Regions from separate parts of the Mus musculus genome. Here region 1 is linked to region 2. A link is a loop called in an ENCODE intact Hi-C map of the cell type or tissue named here. Cell type or tissue: heart. All regions are shown on one strand.

Region 1 (8,000 bases), 340 kb before region 2:
TGGGTCAGTGAGATTAGATTAGGGGGGTCACCTTCAGATGAGGAAGCCCTTGCTGAAGGCCTCCGTGAGTAGCATAGGCAGGCAACTGACGCTCTTGGCTTCTTTACCCCAAGATGTCCGTGGTATGACAGGACTAAGCTCCGCCCCTCTGCATTGAGCACCCCATCCCATGTGAGTGGTATCCATGTTGCTAATGAGAGCGTCACCTGCCGGGTCACTTTGGCGAGGCGACTCCCAGTACCACTCAGGCCCTTCTGTCACTGTGGGGTTGGCTGTGTTTTCCTTTGTGGCTTTTAGTAGATAGACACTGGGCGATGGGGCTACAGGCTAGATTTACGCCGTCGTCTCTTTGCCAGACATATGAGGACCAGCACAGCAGTGAGGAGGAGGAAGAGGAGGAGGAGGAGGAGGAGAGCGAAGATGGGGAGGAAGAGGAAGACATCACCAGTGCCGAGTCTGAGAGCAGTGAGGAGGAGGAAGGAGGCCCCGGAGACGGCCAGAATGCCACCCGACAGCTGGAATGGGATGACTCCACACTCAGCTACTAAACCCGCACTCAGCGCCTGCTCTCCAGACTCTCTCCCAGCCCCACGGGTCCACGATGTACAAAATCATTTTGACCAGCAGGTCTGCAGACCCTTCCCCCACTGCTCAAAGTCCTCCCGTGCTTGGTGTGTGGGACCACCGGCTCCACCCTCCCCGCCCATCACCATTGCAGTTTTGCTAGAAGCTGGCGCTTCCTCCCCAGGGCAGGGGCCCCACAGCACCTCAGACCCCAAGTGTGTCTGGAGTTCCCTGTCGGCCAGGGAGAGGACACCAGCACCTGGGACCTCCAGAGAAGCCGCACTGAGCGGACTTGTCGACAGAGGGTGAAAAATTACTCCCACGCAGTCAGTAACCATTTCTCTTATTTTTAAAAGTTTTTTTATTTTTTTTTCCCAAACTAGTGCATGTATAAAGTGGGAGAGCAGAGGGGGTTAATATGTAGATGGCCAACCGACTTTTTAATATTTTGTAAATAAATTGGGATTCTGTGTGTCCTCTGTGCTAGTAGTCCAGGACAGGAATGTAAAGTCAGAATGCGGGGCCAGGAGGGCCTCTTCCTCCCTCTTCCCTCCCAAGAAACCAGGTTGGAGAGGCCCAAGTCACTGGGGCCCACCCTTGCTAGGGTTTCCGTACAGCCACGTGGCCGGGGCCATGGCTTTCAAGTGCTGTCTGGGGGGGCCAGCCCCACGAGCCTCCAACCACATTAGAGGCTGGGAACAGCCAGGATGTTGCCAAAGCCCCTGGCCTTTCCTGTACACGCCTGTGACTGGCAGCCACATGGTTTCTGCTTATTAACGTGAGCCTCCCTGTTGGTGAAATGGTGTAGCTGGGAACGGACAGCAAAGGTGCAGGCGGTCAGGCTCCTCGCTTGGAAGACCACGGTTCTGAGCAAGTCTGCACAACAGCACCAAAAGGAGACCCCGAGGCCCAAAGATAAACTGCTACAATGCTCCAGAACAATCTTTTCTCTCCTCCCCAGAGGCCCCATGGGATGCCGCGTGCTGTTGGGTTTGGGCTAAGATCTAAGACCCAGCAGATAGGAGACAGCAGGTACCACCCACACAGCACAGCTCTTCATTCACAGTCAAGAGTTTAGACTGCTCCAGCTGGGACATCCAGTCCTCGCTGCTGTTGCTGCTAGTTCGAAGGATGCCGCCGTGCTGTCTGTGGCCGCCCTCCCATGTCCTGTCCCCTGTAGCTGCTTTCTTAGATGGAAACAGGCTAACGAAGAGAGGGACACTGTCGTGTCAGTAGCCGCAGGGTCCCCTTTAAGATGTGTATATCGACACTAGGTCAGAAAGTGTATGCGTTATAATAAAGTTCTGGTTCTAACTCCAGCCTGAGTGGGGTCCATTCTGTCATGTTTGTTGGGTACGGGTTGGGGCAGGGGTTGAGGGATTTATGAAGATAGGCTGGGCTCAAACTTAAAGCAATCCTCCTGCCTCTGCCTGCTCAGTGCTGGGATTACAGATGTCCACCATGCCGGGCAAGGATTATTAATTTTTATGGTACTAAGGAATGTACCTGAAGCTTTGCACTTCGCAGACAAGGGCTCAACCAGTACACTGTATCCCCCCAAGTCCCCTTGTTATTTGAGCCAAGAACTTAAGAACATAAAAACGTTTTTATTTCTTTTCACCTGTCTTTACCTGTTGTGTCAAGGTTGCACAAACTGGTCTCAGCCCCCATCAATGAGAGGAAAAAACTTAACAAAAAACCCGTCTTCCAGCCAAGTACACACCCAACCCAGAAAGGCCGAGCCTGTGCAGAATCTGCAGCCACACCAGAGAGCACCTAGACTCTTTTCAATAAATAACATGGCATACATACATACACACACACAGACACGTTTCCTATTTCAGAGTTGGTGGGGCAGACTAGGGGTTCAGCGGGTGCTGCGGAGGCACCACCGCTCACTGCTGGACCCTGGGCTCATCAACATGAAGGGGCTCCTTGAGCCATGTTCTGGGCTGCTGGCGAGACAGCGGTGATGGTTCTCAAAGTCTCAGAATGCTACCGGGAGATCCAGGTCCTGAGGTGGCAGCTGATACATGGAGATGTGCTTGGGGTGGGACGATAAGCATGTGCGACCCCTGAGCTGGGCTCTCTAAAAGCCGGGCGGGTGGCTGGCGTTTGGATCCCTGGGAGGAGGCCGAGACTGCGTTTCTCGAGTTCCTCTGACTGCCCAGACTACACTGAATTCCGTTCTCGTCCTTGCTCACACTTTTCGAGCCTAGCTCCCCAGCTGCCTTCTGCGATTTCAGCTCTGGAAGAGATCAGTCCTGTCCGTCCATAAAGCTGCCTTGTGTGCCCCTCACACGAACTTCGAAGAGGACTTCAATTCTGGCTGGCCCTTCGTCTTGATTCGTGACCACACGGAGCTAAATGGGGCACCGGTCTGAGTGCTTCAAGGCCTGGAATACACTAACTGTAGTGGAGGCCAGGTCCCTTACCCCAGCCATCGGGGTAAGGGACAGAGTCTACATATCGTGTTCTTACCCGCAAATGAGAGGTGAGGGCGTTCCCGTACCCAAACCCAAGAGGTCGCTTCAGCAGTGCCGAGCAAGTGTGCCTGAGTCTAGAGGGAAGCTCCTGGCTTCCTCAAGAGCTGCCGGAGGCTTGGTTGGGTAGGCCACACAACGGTGGCCGGAGGTGAGCTGAGGATGGAGGCACCAGGTGACCGCCAGGCTTGTTCCAGGCAGCCTGCTGGGAGCCTGGGAAGAAGGCCCCAAGAACTGTCCTTGCTGGGCCAAGACCCACAGGTTGGAAGACTAGGGGTTCGATCCTCAAGGTGCTGTTACAGTGCTGACCGGGGATGACATCATGAGGACATCACCCCTCCCCTGCACAGAAATGCACTTCCATTTATGGCTATTCTGTTCCTTAAACATTTCGAGTCATAAATAAATTACCAGTGTAAACAAGAAGCAGTGGTGTGGTTCTTCCCCATGAGGGACAGTTCAGGCTCTGGGGTCCCTTTGGTGACCACTGGACATGCCTGGTCTCCAGGACTGTCCTTTTACCTCTAGGGCTGAAAGCCAGGAGGGAACCGCCGTATGACCACCAGGGGGCGCCTCCTACTGTCGGTTATCCTTGGACACATTGTGCGCCAGCCAGTTGACTTTGGTTTTCCAGCTTTCTCGGAGAGCTTCGTTGAACTTCACCCGGAAGTGCTTTAGCGCCTCTTCCTCCGTCTTCCCCAGTGCCAGAGAGTCCTGGACAAACCACACACAGCAGAGTGACACTGAGGGACTTTGCTCTGTTACGCAATCCAGAATGAAGCCCAATAGGATGCTAAATTCTCTCTGTATTCAGACCCCCAAACCCAGATGGTCCACCCGTTGACTCAAATGTCAGAGGCCTTAGAGTGTCATGTGACCTTCAGGGGATGCCCTGGTTAGGCTGGTGGCCTGTCACTCTCTGCTCCAGTTATCACAGATGGAGGACGTGGGATGAAAGCATTTACACAATGTGCAAGGAAGCTTAGCTCACACAGACTGAGCAGGAACGTGTGTGTGTGTGTGTGTGTGTGTGTGTGTGTGTGTGTGTGCGCGCGCGCGCGCGCGCGCATGTGTGCATGTGTGGACACCTATGAGGGACACATGGATTGACTAAGGAAGGTTACCACGTATCTGCCACCCAGCATAAGTAGGCCCAGCAAACTGGACCACTCTGGCCCTGCCCACTGCTAGGACAAGGATGCCATGAGGACCCCACAACCATCAGTACCCCTGAAAGTCTACCAGATGGGGCCCTACTAGGATCCAGACCTCCCAGGCAGGCTGTAGGAAGTATACAGCCATGGGGTCAGCCCTGACTCGGCCCTGGCTTGACCTACTGTGTTGGTGGTTTTCTGCCAACTTAATACAAACTGGAGTCATCTGGGAAAAAGGAAATTTCCTCAACTGAGGAAACGCCTTCATCAGATTGCCTGTAGTTAAGCCCTTGGGGCATTTTATTTTTTGGATCAATGACTGATAAAGAAGGGTCCAGCCCACTGTGGGTGGTGCCATCCCCTAGGCAAGTGGTCCTGGGTTGTAAAAGAAGGTAGTCTGAACAAACCATTGCTTCTGGTTCAGTGCCTGCCCTTGATCCCCCTTCATGATGTGACTGCTGCGACCACAAGTTGAATTAAACCCTTTTCTGCCCACGCTGCTTTTGATGGCTTTTATAGCAGAAGGGACCCCCACGGGGACACTTACCTTGAGATACTGGATATCTTTGGAGCAGCTAAGCTCAGGCAGACCTGCGGCCCGCATCAGGGCGAAGAGATGGAGGAAAAGCAGCCCGTGGCGCCGCAGGATGGTATAGGCTCGTTCACAGTAGCCGCGGAACCTGCAGGTGAGGGAGGCGGGGCAGGTGAGGTCCTGGGTGTTCACCTTCCCACCCCACCCCCACCTCCCCCGAGCTGTTGCTTAAGGTTGTTGTTGAAGGTTATCCACCGTTGGCTAGTTCTTCAAGATGACCTCCCTCTGCCTCCTGCTGGAGACACAAACCTCCTCCCCCATGGCCCAAGGAGGCCAAACAGGTTTGGAGGTCACTCATCCCAATCCATCAACATCCAGGGGAGGGGGCAGGAGCAGGGCCGACCACCGTCTCAAGCCTCGTTCTTGAACCCAGAGTTCCTGGCATCCCGGACAGATAATCAAGGGCAGAGCCCTCACCTTTCAAACTTCTCACTGTTGTTAGTCTTCCCCTGCTGGATCACGTGGACAAAGTCGTAGGTGAGAATGAAGGGGACGCGCTCTCGGTTGATTCCAAACTTGGTCTTGAAGTTCCCCAGAAAGTGGCCAAAATCAATGTGGAAGAGCTGACGGGGACGAAGTGGAGCCCTTAGCCTCGAGTGAGCAGGGATCCAACCCCGGGAGCCGCAGGGAGGAAGAGAAAGCAGAGAACAGGGAGCTTCCATGCCCCTTGAGAGACCCAGGCGAAGAAGACACCAGCAGGGCTCACAGCGTTCTCGGGGCCACCAAACCCAGAGCAAAGGGGCCAGCAGGCCAGACGGGACGTCAGCCCTATAGCAAAGCCACCCAGCCACACGCCCCTACCTGCCCACTCTCTCTGATCATGATGTTGTCGCTGTGCCGGTCACCGATGCCCAGAACATATGTGGCCACACAGTAGCCAGCACAGGAGAGGGTGAATTCCTCAATGGCCCGATCCAGGGCCTCCCTGAGGGGGAAGATTGGAGGTCATGGTACACCAGACTGCAACCCTTTACCAGAAGGGGGTCTGCCTCTCTTTCTCTGAGTCTAGCCTTTTGGCGTGCTTTACTCAACAGAATGTAAAGTATATAGTCCCAGAGCTTAGGCCTAAAATACCTCTCTGATCTGGAGCCTGTCCCCACCACCTAGGCGCACCGTGGGGAAAGGCTGAGGACCAGCCTGCACAAGCAGAGGCCAAGAAGAGAGGTATAGCTGACTTCAGGCTCTGGGCATTCAGTGGACTCAATCTTAGACCCTCCAGGTTTGGGAGAAGTCCCAGATGACTTGAGTTGTCCCAAGCAAGGCATGTATAGTATCCCGAGATTCACAGCAGCAGATGTCTAAGGTCGGAAGCTTTGAGTGGTATCACACACAACCACTGGCAACTGACACACAAGAACCGCTATGCTGATTCAGATTCAGGCCGGCCCCACAGCAGAGCCAACTAGTCAGAGTAGATCACAGCCCTTCCCTCTCATCTTGTCTCTGATAGGCCAACCCTTCCCACGTCACACCTCCCAGGAGGAGAAGGCTTGAAACCTACCCAGGGTTCTTGGACTTGAGCCAGTTGAGCAGGGCGTCCTTGTTGAAGGCAGCTGTGGCCGCCATGTTGCTTTTGTTCAGCTGGATGTTGGCGATGGTGTCCGAGTGGAGGACCACCTCGATGAGACCTGTGCGGTCCCCGGTGGGGAGGCAGCCGTAGGGCGTCATCCTAGGTGAAAGAAAGGCCAGCAGAACGTCACGATCAAAGGCTGTTCCTGGAGATGCCACACTCAAGTGGCTGAGGAGGAGGAGGAAGGACTCGGAGGCTCCTGGTACCCAAGATAACCAGGGTTTGGGGAAGCTGCTGCTGCTTCCTCTACACAAGGGGCCGGGAAATACAGAAGGGAACAAGACAAATGCTTGGCTGCCCTCCCTACCCTCGTCTCTCCCGGGATCAGCCCTTTCCCACCCACACGAGGAGGATAGTTTGGCTCCCCTTCCAAAGCACAGTTCTAAGGGCTGACCCAGAGCACAACAGTTACAGGATGGGCCCCAACCTCAGGTCCAGGCCCTCCTGCTTCCACAGGACGTCCATGAGCTGGATCATCTGCAGAGTCAGCATGTCCTGGCGGAGGTCTGCAGTGTGGGAAGGAGACCAGTGTCTGGTGGGTTCTCTTCTCCCACTGGGTATCCGTTCTTAGGTCCCAGGACCACCCCTCAGGATGGCACAGGGACGGTTAGGCCTCTGCAGACTCCCTAGCCCGCCTGCTCACCATCCCCGTTCTTAAAGATGATGCCCACGTTGCCAGCACTGCCCGCCTCCTCGCTGCTGTACATGATCCACAGGGGCTTCATTTTGGAGTCCATGAAGGTGCACTGCTCCACACTGCTGGCCAGAGAGTAGGGTCGACAGGGGCTCCTCCGCAGGCCAGGGAGGCTGGGAGGAGCCCTGGTGGGGTCAGGCATGGGGCTCACCAGACTTCCTCCAGCAGGGTGCTGGGGTCGAGTGGAGACTGCAGGTGGGACAGGGCCTCCATGTAGGTCTCCTGGCGCATGCACATATGCATCATCTCCTTGGTTTGGGGCTTGGTGGTCTTCTGGGAACTCACCTTCACAAAGTCATTCAGTGCCTTAAGCTTGCTCAGTGCTTCCCCCTGGTGGTGATAATGGGTGGTGGTGATAAGTGGTGGTGGGTACCAGCCACAGGTGGGAGGATGGTCCAGGGAGAGCCTTCTAAAGCTTGTAAGCAGAAACTGACCAAGCCTTACCTGCTTCATCAGCACCTTCATGTGGTGGGTGCTGCCTCTGCAGTAGGCTTCCATGATGAGACCAAACCGCAGAGCCACTGATGGTACGTGCATCTCAGAGCTGGGGGGAAAAAATGGTACTGAGTCTTGCCAGTCAGGGTCTCACACCCCCTGCCTGCAGCCTAGGTGGGACCCAGAGCATCAGGACATCTGAGCCTGCTGGAAACAGGAGTTCAGCAAGATCTCAGAATCCTGAGTTCTCACTTCACCGTGACCCTCATAGGATTTCCAAGGAATAGGCTGTTGTGTGTTCAACTACCGGAGGTGCCAGAACAGGAAGTGTCCGATCTTGCGGTTAGCCAGGGCTCGGCCCAGCAAGAATTTGGTCAGCTCGCAGTCCAGGTAGGACTCATATTTGAGCACTTGCACCAGCTGCAGAAGGTACTGGAAGAGCTCATCGTCCCTGAAGAGAAGGAAAGTCGGTGGTCTACAGCTGGGCGGTGGCAGAGTAAGAGGTAGA
Region 2 (8,000 bases):
CATACTCCTCATAGAAACTGGCCCGACCTGAGTGACACGAGGGCCGTCAGAGGGTCCCCGGGATGCTACCCCATCACTGCCCTGGCATCCTCATTCTTCCATCTAACGAACCTATGACAAGGTGTGCCACAGCAAGCCTCACATGACACAGGAAAGGGGACGGTTGGACCGACCGCCCTTCATCTACAAGTATTCTAGGAGAAGGGATTGATCATCCCGTCAGGCCTTACAGGAATGTGCTTGGGGAGGTCCTAGTCTCAGGCCTAGGAAGAAACATATCTGGACCTTGGCCAGCTTCCTTGCCCTGCCTTCTCCCTCCCTGGGCACAGGCCAGCAGGGAAAGCTACCTGATCAAGGTGAGAATCGGGTAGGACAGCCCGGAGAGGCTGGGTGCTGGCTCTGACAGCCACCTCCTAATGAGGGCTACTTTGTTGACTGGCTTGGATGTCCTACCGCTAAACAGAGCTAAAAACACCACCCCATGGCCCAGTGCAAGAGTATACCTAGCCAAGGTACAACAAAATGGAAAGGAAAGAGGAAAGGGGACAGGAAAACCTGTGAGATGTGTCAGAGGGTCATGCAAGGCTCCTTCGAGACCAACGGCATTGCAGATGAAGAGACCTGGGGTAGGAGAAACAGGGTCTGCTGGGGCTGGACAGGGAAGCAAGAGGAGATGGTGGAGGGGAGCTGGCAACCTGTGGGGTGAGGTTAAGGTACAGTGCCAGGGCTCCAAGGGAAGCCCCTGGATGTCCACAGGGGAGCAGGATCCTGGCCTGCTGTGTTGTGAGGCTGTAGAGGCAGGAAGAGGTGGCAGGGATGGCCAGGCTCCCGCTAGAGCCAGTGGCTGGGGAGTCAGAGTCTTTTCAGCTGACTGGATTTGCCAACCAAAGAGGAGAGGGTGACAACAGCAAAAGGAAAGGAGGGAGCAGCGGCAGACTCTGAAACTGGTCCAGAGCAGTTTCATCCCTAACACTCAGAGATGGAGGACAGGCAGGGAACAAACGCTTGAAGGGAAACCATGCATGTGTTACAATGTTGCAGACATCCAGGTGGAGACGGCTGGCTGGCAGGTGGGCCAGTGTGACGGTGAGGGTTGTGTCTAGGAACACCAAGCCCAAAGCTTGCCACCTGGGACCTGGGACACCATCAAGCACCTGACATATGTCACTCTCGAACCATGAAGGTCTGACATGGACAGTATCTGCTTGCCCCTGTTCTAGCTGGGAAGGAGTCGTGTGACCAGGGCCAGGACCAAAGCATAGGAGCTCTGATTATCCCTGACTCCCACACAGACACAAGCATCAAAGCACAGGACTCAGATATACCTCTACCCTCGTCATGGGCTTGGAGGTCCCAACTTGCAAACACCAAGCCCAGTCGCCACCTCAGTCACACATCAAACCTGACAGCACGGCACAAAGACCATTCACTTACCAAATGCTTTGCCATGTGTGCTACAGTGTAGCTAACTAATCCCTGTGCGCCCTGAGAACCTAGGAGCTCTGGCCTCCAATACTACAGACCTGCCCTCTCTGACCCACTTCATGCTGCATTCACATCTGTACCTGAGGGCCATGGTGGAGACTAAGCTGTTGTGTACGGGGTACCTAACACATTACCACTTTGATACAATAGACAGCAGAAGGAATGGATGCCCACGCATCCTGGCACGGGTCACAGGGAGACAGCATTGCTTTGATCAAGGAGGAACTTATTTGGAGAGGCTATGGGGACTGAAGAGATGAGTCAGGAGTTAAGAGCACTTGCTGCTCCTACTGAGGGTACCAGCGCTTACATGTACATACACTCACGTGAGTGCACACACACGCACACACACAGAGGTAAATAATGGAGAAAGAGGCTCTAAACTGGTACCCATGAGCAGAATCAAAGTAAGTAGCCATCACTGAAGTTAGCAATGCAGCAGAGAGTAGTTAGAGATGAGGAGGAACTGGGAGAGGCAAAATAGAAAAGAGACCTGAAGTTTGCAAAGGGAGGCAGGATGAAGAGGTGAAGGAAGGCTGAGGAGGGACTTGGCAGCAGAGCCTTGCCTGGCACCACATGGCCCTGGTCTCCAACCTCAGCAGCACAAAAAAAAACAAAAAAACAAAAAAACAAAAAAAACAAAAAAACAAAAAAACCCAAGCAAACAAAAAGCTGATGTACAACGTGTGGCTCCTCACTGGGATCTGACAGCATATCGTTTCAGGAGATGGACACACATAACAACAGTAAAGACCAGGGAGATGACTCAGTCAGCAACTTGCTGGTCATGCGTTCATATCCCCAACACCCATGTCAGACGCTGGCTGTGGCGGTGCACGCCTGGAACGCCAGCACTAAGGACAGCACTCCAGCCCCAGGAATAGCTGGCTGGCCATACTGAGACCCTAACTCAAGACTAACAATGTGGACTATGTTTCAGGAAGAAACCTGGCTCCCCACAAGAACACATATGTAAACACGTGTGTGCGACACGCACGTGCACACAAAAGTGTACAAACATACAAACAGAAGTAAGTCCCTCAATATTGAGAGCAACAGAGGACAGGAAATGGAATAGAGGCCAAGGCGACCCAACACGGGAGATGCTAAAGCCCCTTTAAACCTCTGCTGGGAGGCTGCAGGGATAAGCCAGTAGGGAAACGTGCTTGCTCGAAAGCCTGACAACTGGGGTTCAGTCTGCAGGTCCCATAACCAGGAAAGAGGAACCGGTTACCACAGGTTATCATCTGACCTCCACACGGGTATCATGGCGTGCACACCCCATACATGCACATAATAAATAAGAAAGTAATTAATTAATTGTACTAGATAGAAGTCTTGAAGAACAGAACTTGCAAGAGCTCAGGTGGGGTGTGCTGGTAGAATTCTTATTTATCATGCTTAAGGCTCTGGGCTCATTCCCAGGAGGGAAAAATAAAAAACTGAAATAAAAACTGTTGGTATTTCTTATTGCATAGCTCATTCACCTTGCACCTGTTTCCTAAGCATTATTTTATCAGGAATCCTGTTACTATTTAATCCCAAGCAGATAAATGAGGGATGATCCTAGCTTAGACTTGTGAGCTGAGCATGCGTGTTCTGAGCAGGCATCCTGAGTCTTCAGCACCTGCCTCGCTGGACAGATGTGATGGCTATCAGGAAATAAGGGAAATTTAACAGGCAGTGTGGGAGGGGCACTGGAGAGATGGGTCAGCGGTTGAGAGCACTTGCCACTCTTCCAGAAGATCTGAGTTCAGTTCCCACACCCTCAACTACCTGTAACTCCAGCTCCAGGGCATCTGAAGCCCTCATCTGGCCACACTGATACTGCACTCATACATACAAACACACACATGCAGTACAACTAAAAATGAAATAGAGCCAGGCATGTGGTGCACGCCTTTAATCCCAGCACTTGGGAGGCAGAGGCAGGTAGATCTTGGTATGTACAAGGCCAGTCTGGTCTACAGAGAAAGTTCCAGATCAGCAAGAGCTACATAGTGAGACTCTGTCTCAGGAAAAAAAAAATATATATATATGGTATATGTGATGATTTATATATGCTTGGCCCAAGTGGAACTATTAGGAGGCATAGCCTTGTTGGAGTAGCTGTGTCACTGTGGGTGTGGGCTTTAAGGCCTTCTTCTTAACTACCCAGAAGTCAGTATTCTGCTAGCAGCCCTCAGAATAAGATGTAGAACTCTCAGCTCCTCTTGCACCATGCCTTCCTGGACACTGCCATGTTCTTTCCTTGATGATAATGGACTAAGTCTCTGAGCCTGTAAGTCAGCCCCAATTGAATGTTATCCTTATAAGAGTTGCCTTGGTCATGGTGTCTTTTCACAGCAGTAAAACCCTAACTAAGACAGCATACACACACACACACACATATTTGGTATATATATATATATATATATATATATATATATATATATATATACCACATATATAGATATGGTATATATATGTATACATGTGTATATATGGGACATATATATATATGTGTGTGTGTATGTGTACATATATATATATTTCTATCTCAGCATTTGTTGCCCTTACAGAGAGGACCAGGGTTCTGTTCCCAACACCACATGGTGGCTCACAACCATCTGTAACTCCAGGTCCAGGGGGTGAGATACTGTCTTCTGACTACTATGGGCACCAGGCACTCATGTGGTACACAGACATACATTCAAGCAAGATACCCATACACATAAAATAAAAATAAATGTTTCTTTTTACGAGCAGTTGGCATTTCATGAGGAAAGTGTGAGTACACCTTGATGGTGTCCATTTGAAATCGGATTCAGAGGAGACCTCATGGGACACATGGTGGAGTCCCCAAAAGGTCACTGGAGGCAAGAGGTGAAGCGACGTGGCTAATTATAACTTCAGGAAGAAGCGGGCTGCTGGCTCAGCCTGGTACTCTGGACAGCAAACTCAGCTTCAGGGATGCTCAAATGTGAAAACCCATACTTGATAAAAATCAATGGGTTAGAGCAGATTTAAGCAAAGAGAGGACAATTACGGCTTTAAGAACAGATGAATTTTTGATGGAGAGAGGGCACCAGAGTCCTTAAAAGCCCGCTATCTGCTTACTATTCATTAATTTCCTAAATCCCCGAGTGGCTCTCTTCCTATTTTTATCCACCCACTCCTTCATTCTGGGGAGATTGCATGCCTGGGGGTTACTACCTGCTGACTAGAGAGTGCTTCCTTTACTTCTTCATTTCAAGCTCTGGGAGTGTGCCTGTATTTAGCACAGCCCGTGGATTTATGGGTTTTGCTCCCAACCTGATCTATAAAGAACCAGGGCTGTAGCCTGGGCCACGCGTGAAGGAGAAAGAGGCTGTGCACAGGGCTCAGCGGCTGAGCGGCAGGGTGGGCGGGGTCAGCGGTTGATCGGCAGAGTGGGTGGGACCAGAGGCTGAGCCGCTGAGTGGGCGGGACCAGAGGCTGAGTGGCAGCGCGGACTGCCAGGTGCTGGCGCTGGCTCGCTCTCACCATACTCAGTGTGCTGACTTAGTCCAAGACCTGTCAGCTGTCGGAACTGATTTGTTTTTCCTAAAGGGAGTCTCTACTGGCTTTGCACATTCTTTTCTAGGTTAAAGGTTGCAAGCTAAAATTCAGAGTGTAGAAAAGAGGAAGTGCAAGCAGTTTGGCCAACTAGAAGACCCCGTGTACTCATCTCGTAGCTGTGCGAGTCCAGGGTGGACCGTGGCTTTGCCCTCTGCTATCTTGTTTATCTAAAAGACAGAAGACTGCTCGGAACTGCTTGTTATCTTTGGCCCAGTGACTCCACTGTAGAAATATGCAAGAGGGGTAAAAGTTAATGATCCATGAATGTTCTAGAAGTAGATATTGCAAAAGCGCTAAAACACACTGAGTCACGAACTTTAAATGATAAATTTTACAGAATGTGGACTTGATCTCAAAAAAAAAATTTCAGAAAGTACTACCTAAAATAGCAAAAACTGGAAACAGCCAAAATGCCTAGTTATAGAATTTATACTGCATATTCTGTGATATAAATAGAACTGAACAAAAATATAGATCTGTTAAAAATATATTATGCAGATTGTCAATACATGGAGATATGGATGGGAGGTTTAAGAAAGCAGGAAGAGTATTGTAGACCAGTTACAGACCACACGCTAAGCCAGCATTGGTTGGAACAGGCATTTTAAGATCATCCTTTGTGAACTTGGAGGGAATCTCTATTTGTTGAGTACAACCACGGTCATTATCTAATTTAACACAGAAAATCACCCAGAGAGTGCCTAGGGCGGCTTTCACTCTTTACAAGTTGAACCAAGAGTCACTTCTCTCCAACTGAGCCAGTAACCGTCTCCCATGTTTCTGTGCTGTGGGAGACCTGGGTTCCCAGACCCAAAAATTAATTAATTAATTAATTAATTAACAAAACAAAGAGGAGAAAACAACCAAAAGTTAGCTGCAGTTCCTACCAATGTCTTCTGGGATCACTAAAAATAAGGAAGGTGAGAACCGAGGGGAGACACTGACTGCTGGCTGGCTGGCGCTCTCTCTCTCTCTCTCTCTCTCTCTCTCTCTCTCTCTCTCTCCCTCCCTCCTCTCTCTCCCTGGCTCTGGGTATGGAGCTAGCTGCAGCTACCCCAGCTCACCCTGCAGACAGCACAGCAGATGGCTTGGAAGGGACGCTGCTCTGCTGAGCAAGTGCCCAGCACCTTATGTCACATGGGCAGAAGGAAGCCAGGACAGCTGGTGTCACCTGGGAGGAGCCTGGTTGTTTGGGTCCCTTGGTGAGAGGCAGTGGGCAGCCATCCTAACCCCCAGGGGTGAACATGCCTTTCCCCAATGCCTGGATAGCACACTCCTCACCAGGGGCAGTCTCGGGGAGTGCCCCTCCCCCGCTTCCCTACTCCCATTTTCCAATCAACTCTTTGTGCAGAGGGAACTGAATTGGTAGGGAGTGTCCAGAGTACAGGGTAGTGAGGGAGGCCAACTCTGGAGAGCCTGGGCACGGAGAGGCTGAGGAACACATGGATAAAAGCTTGGGTTCAAACCCCAGAACATAGACTGCTGAACCTCTGTCATTACAGACCCGATTTCTCTGTCTGCACAGTCTTCTGGACTCATTGCTTCAATGCAGCAAGTGACCAAGGTCACTTCCTTAGCCCATGCTGCTGCGTCTGAAGACCCCACCGAGGGACCTCGGGTCTCCTGTGGGGAGAACCCAGGTCAGACACTGCCAGGGGGGGTTGCTGCTGGCCTGAAGGATGGCTTCTTCCTTCCTCCTCCAGTGTGCCCCCAGCCTCTGCAGCAGCCTCTGCAGCAAGCTCCACTGAGCCAAAGGCTGCGGCAGAAGCAGAAGCCGTGGAGGGGAGGGAGCTGGAGAGACTGCGGCCACCCAGGTGGATGGGGGTGGGAGAGAAAGAGCCAAACGACCTTGCAGTTCAAAAGTCCCTTTCCCAGGGCTGCCACAGAGCAGGGGCGGGGGCAGGAAATGACAGGCTCAGAGAGCACCCCTGCCTCTCCAGAATGCAGGGTACAGTTTAGAGCCCCAGCATCTACCCCTAGGTAGAAGCAGAACACGAGCAGGTAGGGGTGGGGGAAGAGGGAGGGGAAATGGCTTGTGACCTTGGTCTTCTCCCTTGCAATTCAGACTGCAGGGCTCAGAATTCAGCCTTGGAAACACTCAGCCCAGGCTGAGGCCCACAGGAGTGGCCCTCATCCATTGTCACCCAGGTGCTGGCACGGGCAGAGCTACAGCTCCTGTCAGGTAGATGGGAGAGGACTGGGCCTGCAGCCTCTGCAGCGCACTCCTCAGGATGCCAACCAGACTCGCCTGCCCAGCAGTCATGTTTGCTCAATCTAGTGCCAACATGGCCTGCAACAGAGGCCCTCCTACTGGGACTGAGGGTCTGGTAGCACAGTTTCCCATTATTGGCTGCTCTGGACCAGTGCCTAGACTAGAGAGACCCAAACCACAGCAGAGCAGTTGTCCTGCTGGGCAGCTGGGTCAAAAACAAACATTAGAAAAGGGGAATCATAAGTGGTAGTTTGTGTTTGTGACCCCAGCACTTGGGAGTCTGGGATCAGGGCGGGAGTATTTCTGTGAGTTCAAGGCCAACCTGAGCTATATTGGAAGATGGAGGCCAGCCTAGGCTACACTTTGGGACAGACACACACACACACACACACACACACATGGCCTGGCTGCCTGTCCTCCCACTACATGGGACAGCACCATCCTGGAGGTATAGGAATAGTCAAACTACTTGCTACAGGAGCCTTGTAGCCAGCCCCTGGTCTGTCTCTGGGCACAGCCACCCTGGTAGCAGCTGCTGTTCAGACCCATGCTCTCACTGCTACAGGCTGGCCTCACTAAGTCCACCTGTCTGTCTATCTGTCTGCCAGCTTCCACTCTGTAACTTCCAAAGGCACCTTTGTAGTGCTATAGTCTGCCTGGTCACAGTCTCCACAGAATCCTCAAAAAGAATCCATAGAGGGTGTGCAATACGTGAAGGACCACA

The links. Hi-C counts contacts between places; a loop is a spot of excess contacts. Peaks named below come from ENCODE experiments on the same cell type or tissue, not always from the same donor. Only the 100,000 strongest peaks of a DNase experiment are listed, where the experiment ranks them.
Region 1: it touches region 2 in a loop (2.2-fold over the local background); 2 of 42 quality-filtered maps call a loop at or near these places.

The regions. Positions count from the first base shown.
Region 1 is chr4:149,647,017-149,655,016 of GRCm38, forward strand. Clstn1 (calsyntenin 1) reads left to right here. Exons shown (of 19, transcript NM_023051.5): 19 at 357-1,883. The coding sequence ends at 548. Pik3cd (phosphatidylinositol-4,5-bisphosphate 3-kinase catalytic subunit delta) reads right to left here. Exons shown (of 22, transcript NM_001164052.1): 13 at 7,800-7,943; 14 at 7,502-7,601; 15 at 7,209-7,387; 16 at 7,007-7,119; 17 at 6,791-6,869; 18 at 6,295-6,462; 19 at 5,595-5,718; 20 at 5,211-5,356; 21 at 4,749-4,881; 22 at 2,152-3,761. The coding sequence ends at 3,624. Among named protein-coding and RNA genes, the nearest start is that of Mir7023, 4.6 kb to the right of the region's middle. In heart, CTCF peaks have their summits at 3,599 (motif pointing right) and 7,390 (motif pointing left); DNase peaks (open chromatin) are centred at 3,625, 6,369, 6,993 and 7,320.
Region 2 is chr4:149,984,146-149,992,145 of GRCm38, forward strand. It overlaps H6pd (hexose-6-phosphate dehydrogenase (glucose 1-dehydrogenase)), which reads right to left. Exons shown (of 5, transcript NM_001291004.1): 4 at 1-27. Among named protein-coding and RNA genes, the nearest start is that of H6pd, 15 kb to the right of the region's middle. In heart, no CTCF peak of the experiment used is centred here; DNase peaks (open chromatin) are centred at 176, 4,906, 6,176 and 6,946; H3K4me3 peaks cover 1,670 bases; H3K27ac peaks cover 1,950 bases.